Linked DNA regions of Homo sapiens: region 2 is linked to region 1. A link is a contact called in ENCODE Hi-C or POLR2A ChIA-PET data. All regions are on one chromosome and are shown on one strand. The core of a region is the stretch at or near the end of the contact, and the rest is flanking DNA. Distances in the headings are between cores, read along the strand shown.

Evidence for each region. A loop is a pair of places that touch in the nucleus more often than their neighbours do. ChIA-PET counts read pairs that join two places held with the same protein, here RNA polymerase II (POLR2A).
Region 2: a map with no recorded cell type shows a loop between it and region 1 (2.5-fold over the local background). The contact joins two enhancer-like sites. A Hi-C loop is called at or near these places in 2 of 37 single-sample maps with no recorded cell type. POLR2A ChIA-PET finds 5 or more read pairs at or near these places in 4 of 52 experiments (CD8-positive, alpha-beta memory T cell, OCI-LY7, T-cell and 1 more).

The regions. Positions count from the first base shown.
Region 1 is chr6:145,862,888-145,867,996 of GRCh38, reverse strand. The region is part of intron 2 of EPM2A-DT (EPM2A divergent transcript); the gene reads right to left. It also overlaps a transcript of SHPRH not described here. Among named protein-coding and RNA genes, the nearest start is that of FBXO30, 51 kb to the right of the region's middle. RefSeq lists an enhancer at 2,605-2,774. Within about 2 kb of position 2,701, at least 6 of the 41 ENCODE cell types and tissues checked have a DNase peak (open chromatin) inside an H3K27ac peak, as active enhancers do; they include OCI-LY7, where a contact is called at or near this core.
Region 2 is chr6:145,901,723-145,906,831 of GRCh38, reverse strand. The region is part of intron 25 of SHPRH (SNF2 histone linker PHD RING helicase); the gene reads left to right. Among named protein-coding and RNA genes, the nearest start is that of SHPRH, 60 kb to the left of the region's middle. Within about 2 kb of position 2,256, at least 3 of the 41 ENCODE cell types and tissues checked have a DNase peak (open chromatin) inside an H3K27ac peak, as active enhancers do; they include OCI-LY7, where a contact is called at or near this core.

The DNA.
Region 1 (5,109 bases), core at 1,452-3,951:
TGTGGTACTTTGTTATGGCAGCCCTAGCAAACTAATGCACTTGGCAAAGTTGTTTTGTTTTGTTTTTAGTCTAGAAGAGAGTTTTTGTGGAGGTATCTGTATTTAATTCCTGTGAGTGTTGTAACAAATTTCCATGAACTGAGTGGCTTAGAACCGCAGGAATTAATTCTCTCAGTTCTGGAGAGCAGAAACTGAAATCAGTTTTTCTGGGATAAAATCAAAGTGTTGCCAGGGCAGCTTCTGGTGCTAATGGTGACATACTCCAAACTACCTCTGTGGTTATAGTGCCTTTTCTCTTCTGTCTGTGTCAAATCTTCCTTCACCTCTCTCTCTCTCTCTCTCTCTCTCTCTCTCTCTCTCTCTCTATATATATATATATATATATATATATATATATTCTTTTTTGAAGACAGCGTGTGACTCTGTTGCCCAGGTTCACGTTCAGCAGTGCAATCACAGCCCACTGCAGCTTCAGCCTCCCGGACTCAAGTGATCCTCCTGTTTCATTTTGCCTCTCTCTTGTAGTGACACCTGTGACTGCATGGAGGGTCCACCAGGTTAATCCAGGATAATCTCCCCCATCTCAAATTCTTTGCTTAATTCCTTTTATAAGAGTCATTTTTCCATATAAGATAACATGTACAGGGAGGGATTAAGACCTGGTATTTTGGGGGTCATTAATCAGTCTACTACAGTGTGATAGAGGGATGAATTTGGATACTCATCTAATGAATGCAAGTTGCCTTCCTGTGAACCTTGAGTTGGTAATGTTCATGAACAAGATGTTTAGTGCACCTGTTCTTTCTGAGATCAGAGAGTGACGAAGAGTAGAAAAGTGAAACTAAAAATACTGAAACAGTTAAAAAATAGCAGAGAATATTTCCCCTATAGTGACCTCAAATTTGAGCTTTAACTTCCCATTTAAAAGTTTTAGATTTTATATGCTGGAACTGAAGTGTTTTTAATATAAATAATAGAATACAGATCTGGCCAATCTGTTGGCAACCTTGAAGTGTGTTGACAAATCTTTATATTCACTGTAAGATTTTTGCATACCAGAAATGTTGCCCCTGTCCCCTCTCTGTCTACCTTCCCCCATCAATCAGCACAGGCAAAGGCCAGAAGTGACAAGTGATTGTGTACTAGACAAGCTAATGTTTGTGTGGAGAAAACACTTTTGTTCCCTGAATCTCTGGTGGCAAAGGACCCAGAACTCAAGAAGCAAATCTTCCAGTCTCCTTTAAGCCTTCTCTTCCATAAGTGGCCTCCTCCCTGGAATTGGAAACCACTGTCAAGTATCTACGTCCCTGTTGGCCCAGCGTGAGACTTCTACACCTTTGGCTCTTTGAATGCCACCTGACATGAACCCTCTGGCCACTTGCAAAAGGAGGTCAGAGGTTGCTGCCACTCATGCTGCTAATAATGTCTGATAATGATAAAACCACGTCCTGTTTGTCTTGTATTTTATCATAAAGAGCACTTTGATGTGCAGATTCTCTTTCCAAGGTGTTAGGAAAACAAAAGTAGATAAGACACATTTTCAACCCTTAATGATCATTTCAATCCAGTTAATTATAACTCGTTTAATCCCAGAAATGTAGAAAGGAGGATAAGAGAGTTATTATTATCCCCATTTTCCAAATGAGGAAGCTGGGTGTTAAAAAATAATTTTCAGAAAAAGGTTAAAGTGTGACTTTCATACAGATATAAAAATGAATAGACGTTAAAGATTTTGTTTAACACATTCAATGAGGGAAGCAGACAGATGTTACAACCATTTCAAAAAAGAAGTCAAGAAGCACAAATTTATATGGCATAAAAGAATATTGAAATTAATGGCAAATGAAAGCAACTGTTTTTCCCCCTTGGGGATAAAGGTGAGGAAGAGGGAAGTCAATAGAGCTTGTGGTGCACAGGACAGAATTTGTGTGACTACCAGGTAAGTTTAACAAAGAGTTGTAAAATAGCTCCATGGAATCAGATCACCAGAGGAAGGATGCATAAATGCATAGATTTCCAAATAGGGCCTGGATGTGAATCTCAGACTTTCTGACACCAAATTCAGGTTTGTTTCACTCTACCACATTGTCCTAGCTTCTGCAAAAGGTGCTCTTTTGTCACCTTAAGTCAAAGAAAGTTACCAAAAAAGAAAAAAAATAGGAAATGAAAGCATAAAAGGTAAACTGGTCAGAGGTTTCCTGCTATTCTGCTTTGTTTAGAAATTCTCACTGAGGCAGCCAGTAAGCCAAGATGCAGCTGAACCCAACTCTTGGAGAGATTGCCCGGGCCTCTGCCCATACTGAGGCACAGCTCCTGAAATGAAGCCCGCTTCAGAACTTACTCAAATGCATGTTGCTTCTTATTGCAGCTGGACTAGTAGCTTGAACTGTGATGGAAATTAAACGTCTGCTTCTAAATCCTGACAGGAATCTCCTAAACAGGGTCAAAGGCCACCTGTCTTAGTCAGCTCAGGCTGCCATAACAAAATACCATAGACTCAGTGGAAACAATAGATTTTATTCGTTCATTCATTTATTCATCCATTTTCACACAGTTCTGGAGGCTGGCAGTCCAAGATCAGGATGTCACATGGTTGGGTTCTGGTGAGAACTCTTTTTAGCAACCATCTTTTCATCTACTTCTATGTCCTCACATGGGAAAGAGAAAGTGAAAGCTCTCTGGTATCTCTTTATAATGGCACTAATCTCACCATGAGGGCTCCACCTTCATAATCTCATCTAAATCTAATATCTCCCAAAGGCCCCATCTCTAAACGTCATAACATTAGGGGTTAGGACTTCAATAGTTGAATTTGCATGGGGAAATAATTCCATCTATAGCAATGCCAATATGTGAACTAACTAACAGGCTTAAGCCAGGTACCTGAGATGGTCACAATTATGGGCAAGAAGATGTTCAATCCAAATAATGAAATTATAGCAGTTTACAAAAATGTTACAATTTATGTTTCTGAATGTTCCATACTAGAAATAAATAGAAAGGCACCACGGTCTCAAAGTGTGTGTGTGTGTGTGTGTGTGTGTGTGTGTGTGAGTGTGTGTGTTTATAAATTTTATTTGATAGTTTCAAATTACTAGGCTGAAGAAAGAAGAACATTAGCAAAAAATGATAGTGGCATTAATACATTTGCTCACTACTAATGACCTAAAACGTGGCAATTCAAAAGGAACAAATAATTATTTCAGTGTAGACTGTCACAGAATCTAGGGCATCATCAAACTTTGATCCCTTTGGGCTTTTTACTTGGAAAGAATGCAGTTTCTCTTTTTTTTTAACCTTAGCTTTATTCTCCAAACATTTTAAAATTTAATTCATGGGCTATTATTTTGTTCATAAGCTAAGTGGCTTACCCAAAAAAAAAAAAAAAAAAATTTCTTTCTTTGTACCAGATTGCTAAATACAGCCTCTTTCCAAGAGGCTTTATTGTTTTGTTGTTGCTGTTTTTATTTTTTATTTTTTAATTTTTAATTTTTTATTTCCACAGGTTTTTTGAGGAACAGGCGTTATTTTGTTTTCATGACATCACCCCATTCTCCCACCCCTGGTCCCTGACAACTGCCATTCTACAGTTGAGAGATTTGGTGATTTGTGAGTTGTTTTTTATTTACTTTAAAAATTTTTTGATTTGTTTTTTATCATCTTTTTCAATTTAGAGATGTTTTGCACAAGTAAAAATTATGGGGCTTATTCAGTAATACATGTCTGTAAGGAATAAACATTAAGAAACCCAAATTAGGGTCTAAATTAAGGAATTGTGAAACATGAAGAATAAAGAAATGAGGAAGTGAGAATATAGATGATAGACCTAAGAGATTTGTCTTAAGTTATGGTCATACGACAAGGAGAGGGGAAGTGATCTAATTTGTCAACAAGATGAAATAATAAAGCACTCACATAAAGAAATGTAAGTTTATATATGATGGTTTGCTTTGCAGGTTTCCTGGGACCACAGCACAAGCCAGACACTCACATGATGCAAATTACTTATGTGGATAAATAATAGATATGCACATATCACAAGATATTTTAACAAAATCTATTTAGCAACAATTTGCTAGTAATACACTATGAATAATCATAATTCTTCATTGACTTATATCCTACCGAGTCTCAGTCCTGCTTTCTGACAGCCAGCTCCTTAATGAATTACTAAGGACAGTAGGAAGCAGCCGCCAGAAGATGCTGCTTGTGAAATTTACCCTCTCGAAAACACTTTGATCATGTCTCTTCCCTAATTACAAACCTTTACTGGCCCCTCTTTGACATTGACCACGTCCTGAACTCCTAAAGAGGCAAAAATTTGTCCTTTATTAACTAGCCCAGTCCATCTCAGACACTCTCCCCTAAAAACTCTGGTCACATTAAGCTCACTGTCCTCTCAACTTCTGTGCACCTTTGCATAAGCTGTTCTTTTTACTCAGAATGCTCTCCTTCCTCTTTGTCTTAATAACATGGGCTATTGCAAAATGACAAATTACCACTGTCAATCTTATCCAGATCACTTAAAATAGTTGTTTGTTGAAGGAGCTATGCAACTTAAACTCAGGAAATACATTGCAATATATCTGCATTTATCCATCCATTCCTTTGGAAACCTGATCTTATTTATGTCTACCCTTTTGCAAGCAGGCTTGGTTAAGTTCAACATGTTATTCTAAAGATTTTTTGTCCTTGATTAGCTTAAATCAAATCATTGGCAATCACGTCTCTCATTTTCAAGTCTCACCACAAGTATCATCTAGTCTCCTTTACTAGTAATTCCATAGATCTTCATTCATACTTGGGGTACAGCACTTCCAATGAGATATATAATTGATCTTTTTGCATAGCTGCCTCTTTCAGGCTGGATAGATTCCTGTATTCACCTTTGTATCCTCAGCTCTAGCACAGGGTCTCATACATAATTGTTGTTCAATACATGATATCCTTAGATTCAAACTCCTGTCCAGTGACATTGGACACTACACAATTTGCTCTTAATCATTCATTTAATCTTTCAACTAAAATAAACTGAGCATATACTATGTGTCAGACATTGGGAATACAAAGACTAATAATACATCGTGCCTACCTAGTTCTAAAATCCAG
Region 2 (5,109 bases), core at 1,007-3,506, 39 kb before region 1:
CACTGATGACTTTAGAAGGAGCTCTTTTAATACAAATGTAGAGGCAGAAAGCAGATTGGGAGGGATTGCGGGATGAGCAGGAAGTCAACAAGTAGAAAAAATGCCCAACTGTTTCATAAACTTAACTGTGAGATAGAATCAGAATTGTAACCAGAACCTATGAAAACAGAAAGACATCACTTTTTTGTTGTTGTTCTGTTTAAGACAAAAGATTCTTGAGCATGTTTAGTCTCCAGTGAAAAAAGGATAGACTGAAGATATAGGAGAAAGGATAATTTGTAATACAAGTTTCTTGAAAAGAAGGAGAATGTTGATGTATAGAAAGTAGAGTTTCATTGAAGTCAAATAACAGGTATAAATTGGGCTATTGAGCACAAAAGATATAAGCATAGGTGTTCTTATCTGAGAATGGGAGATCATAGTCATTCCAGAGAGGACAGGCCTGCCAGATGTGACTGTAGAAGTAGGTGACTCAAGTGAGGTGGAGAAGAAAAGATGCTAGAAGATGAAACAGTGAGACCTGAATTTTGGATGAGCTGTCCAAGCAGACAGTATGTAATATCTAGAGTTGAGGTATAGAGTAAATTAGGCACCAAAGTTCTTTAGTGAATGTAGGGTAGGGTTCAATAAATTATAGCAAAGGGTAGAGTTGGGATAACTGGGCTTCAGGGGGCTCAAAAAATGGAAGTTGTTACACAAATGAGAACTAATGCTCTGAAACCTGCATTTGTGGACCAGCACTCAAATGCAACAGTCAAATCCTTCACTCAAAAGGGCTGCTGAGAGACCAGTATGCTTAGAAGATAGCCAGGTTCTAATTAAAGCAGGGAAGTGAAGAGCAGTATTTCTACAAGAGGTAGAAAATATGAAACAATTTGTTTCATAAAATACGGGTTCCAGGGGGCGCCAGTGAAAGGTCCAGGAGTGAAAGGAGAAAAATTAGAGGGTAAACAAGCAGGAAGGAAGTGCAGGACAGTATGGGAATAACAGAACAGGCAAGGATACGTGATGAGAGCATCATGACCTAAGGATCATCTAGTCCTGTTCCCTCTCTGTGAATCCCCTGAATACATTTTACAGTCAGCCCTGTGTATCTGTGGATATAGCCAACCATAGATCAAAAATACTTGGAAAAAGAAAAATTCCATGAAGTTCTAAAGAGCAGAACTTGAATTTGCAGCATGCTGAGTTTACATTGAATCCACGCAAATGCAATGATGTGTAGGGATTATATGAGGTAATCTAGAGATGATTTAAAGTATACAGGAGGATGTGTGTATGTTATATGCAAATATGACATCATTTTATATAAGGGCCTTGAGCATCCTGGGATTTTGGTATCCACAGGGGTTTTGGAAGCAGTCAGTCCCTCACAGATACTGAGGGAGGACTATATTTTTAAAGCAAATACCAAAGAGTTATTGAAGGAAGAAGTAGGTGACTTATGGTGCAGCCCTGAGGCATTTGACAGTTATTCTTTATCCTGCCTGCACTTAGGAGCTATGCTGCTTCCCAGTCCCTCTCTCCCTTTCTTCCCACTCCTATAGTTTCTCCTTTCCTTTCCATAAAGATAGTCTTTCTTAGCCCTTCCTTTTTTCTCTTCTTTCTCTTCCTCTGGCCACAGCATCTCAAGGGCCACAGATGGCCTTTGTGGCTAAGAAGAGGTGGCTCACCCTTAGGTGACAGCATGCATCACAGTACAAGGAACTGGCATAAGAAAGAACTGCTGTGTCAGGTTTTGCGCAGAGAGGTTAAGGAAGTGATTGCTCTAGCTACTGGTAAACAGCACAGCCTCTACGAAACTGAGTCATTGAGCCCATCAAATCCAAACACCTGTTCATTTTATGGCAGCTTTCCTAGACACCCAGGATAGAGATTGGCACAGTTACATGTGCTGTGCTGTTGGAGCAGGGATATCGGTATATAAATACTGTTTATTGTGCTCTCACTTCTCGCTGTCTTTCATGAGTATTGATTAACACGTGAATTAACTGAAGCATCTTTTAAAAAAAATTAAGTTTATAGAATTTACTAAAGATAATTTCCCTTTTTATCATAGATGCACATGTAATTACATTTCCTTTTCTTAAACATAAGACTATTGTACCATTGTGCGGGCAAATTTTATCCCTCCTCGACGTTGTCACACTGCTTCACGCCATGTTTAGGTTGGCTCTTCACTGCTTTTTCTGTTACCATTTGTGTCTGCCACATTTGCCTTGTGCTTCCTGTCTCTTCTTCTGACTTCTGTCACATTTCTGGCCTGCTGTCTGTCACTTCCTCCTTGAAACATCAGCTTATTGTATTCTGAGACTTCACCCCTCTCTTGTGACTCTTTGAAACTTCCACATAAATGATCATATTGCCTATTTTGGATTAGTATGTAAATAAAGATGGCTTTGTGTAAATAATTAAGGCATTATTTTCAAATTTTAGAAACTACTAGTTCCAATTATTTCTAAACCTAGTTTTTTTCTTTATATTACTGTTGATTATCAAATCGTTGTTCTTTAACAAGCAATACTGACAAGTAATTTTTTATTTAATTGAAATGTTTATATTATCTGAAATATAAAATTTATTTCTGAAATGATTATTTCACTGTATTTATGTCAAGATTCTCAGACATAGCAAACCATATATCGTACAGAATGCTTAATCATATAGCTTTTTTGTGGATAAAAGATATTTGGAAAGCATAAAACTATTATTTATTAGTAGTAGACATTTTTAAGTAGTATTTCTTGGAAATAAGAGATTTTACAATGTAAGGAATGCTGTTGATTGACCATAGATATAAAATGAATACTGGGATCACAAATGTCCTGTTCGGTGGATGCACTTAAGTTGAAGACCATTTCTTCCCTAGCAACAGTGTGATGGTATTCCTAAATGACCTTTGGAACCTACTGGGCATCTCACAAAGTAAACAAAATTCCCCTTGCAAGTTCTGACAACTGCCAGGCATTTTGGATGGTGAAGTAGGCCTCCTGGCAGAACATATGGCCCACATGTCTTGTTCCCTGTGTCTTACATTTGGCTAGGTTTTATACAAAGCATTTTGCCAGTGGAAACCCTGACCCTATATACTGGTCAAGAGTCTTAGATAATAAGAAATTTCTGTCCGGGAGAAAATAGATACAGCCACTACATAGATATAGTGACAGCAATACAGTACCCTTCCCACCCACCACATGCTACACAATTGCTTTTTTTGTCAAACTTTTAAGTATGTGACCATCAACTGGCCTGCTTTTTAAAATAAATATTTTTGTTCAGGCTCTGTCTCCATAAACTTTGACTCATTAGACCTGGGATGTGGTCCAGAAATCTGCATTTTTAGCAAGCATATCTCTTGATAATAGAGATATCTTATACAGCCTTTTTGTAGAGAAAAAAACTCTGTATCTCTACATTCCAACTCACAGAGAAGCCTAGCCATACTATGTGTAGAATTCTACATGTGGAATTCTATTCTGTTTTTTTTTTATTTGAATTTTTGTTCATTTAATTTAAAGATCATTTGTGACATCTGTCTCACACTTTTAAAATATAATTAAAATAAACATCTGAGTGAAAAAAACTGATTATGAAATTCTGAGTTTAAAATAGGAATAAAATAATTTGGTAAATATAATCCAGAAGTGATTATATTTAAATATATTTATCTAAATATTCTTATATAAGTTTTATATAACATGAACATTAACTGGTAAATTTGGAATGCAGTTGTATATTTTTTGTTAAAATATGTCATGACTAAATATAATTGCAAAAAAAATACCATTTCTATTTCTGTTCACCGGCCAAGTTAATACTTGTAATTCTGAACTGTTAGCCTCATGTTAAAGTTAGCCATAGCTTGCAGTAAATTGAACACACAGTAGAGACTTCTAAGATATAAACTAAAACTTATCTTTATGAAAAAATCATTTGTTGAGTGTAAACTCCATTAAAAGGTAGAGGACTTGTTCATGAGGTAGGGATGTTGTTTTATTCACTATTTTGTATGAGGCATTTGGAACAATACCTGGCATATAATAGGCACTCAGTAAGTATTTGAATGCATGGATGGATAACAATTGAATAGTCTGTGTAAACAATTGAATAGTCTAGAGTAAAGCCAAGCTACAGTGTATCTTTCTACACCAATACTCAGATTTTTACCATTAATATTGCGCCCTCTTTTTTCCCCAATAATAAGTCTTCAGTGCATGAAAAGCACTTCCTCCCTCTGAAATTACATCGGTAAAATAGGTCATCTCATTCTGGAGGGGAGAGGATTAAAATCTAGATCAGATGCTACTTGGTTGGTTTATTAGAAGAATTTTTTTCAGTCTACTGAATTTATGGCAAAGAAACAAAACTGAATTTTCTGTCATTTTAACACATTTAACAACTTGTAATTCAAAGTTTAGGTTCTCCACATTTTACAACAGGAGGCTGCAACTATAGAACACCTTATTCCAATCAGATTTAACTCTGTGATAAAAATAAGTTAGTGGCACCTGTTAGAGCAGATAAGCCACATGACATTTCTGATCTTGAGTTGTGTTACTAAGTGACTTCCAGGCCAAACTTCATTAGAAATATTCTTTATTGGCCTTTGGTGCTAGTGGGTCTCTACTCTTTTTTCAGTGTGTTGACTTCCTGCCCCAAATTCTGGAGCTTTTAACTTTGTACTTTATTTTCCAGAAAGTGGAAGACTTCACTTTACTTCACTTCTTTATTTTTAAACATTTTAATTCTCCTGGCTGCTGACTTGAGCAGAAAACCAGGAGAGATAACAGCCTTGCGCTGACTGGTAACACTTTGTATGTCTCCCATCCGAGTTCTCTAGTTGACCTTAGAGAGAATTAGTGCCTTAGAGAGAAGAATGGCAAAGATACAGTCAGTGAGGGTAAAGGACAGAAGCTGTGTCGTTATTCCAAAGCTGGACCTTGGTCATTAATGTTTCAGAAACATGAAGGAAAACCAAGCAATAAGCACAAAGTTAGGATTAGGGTGTGTGTGTGTGCTGAAGAGACTAAGGAGAAAGGATGGGAGTAAGGAAAGGGACAGTAATGTCAGAAGAGGACAGAGGTGCTTATAGTTAAGTACAACTTTATC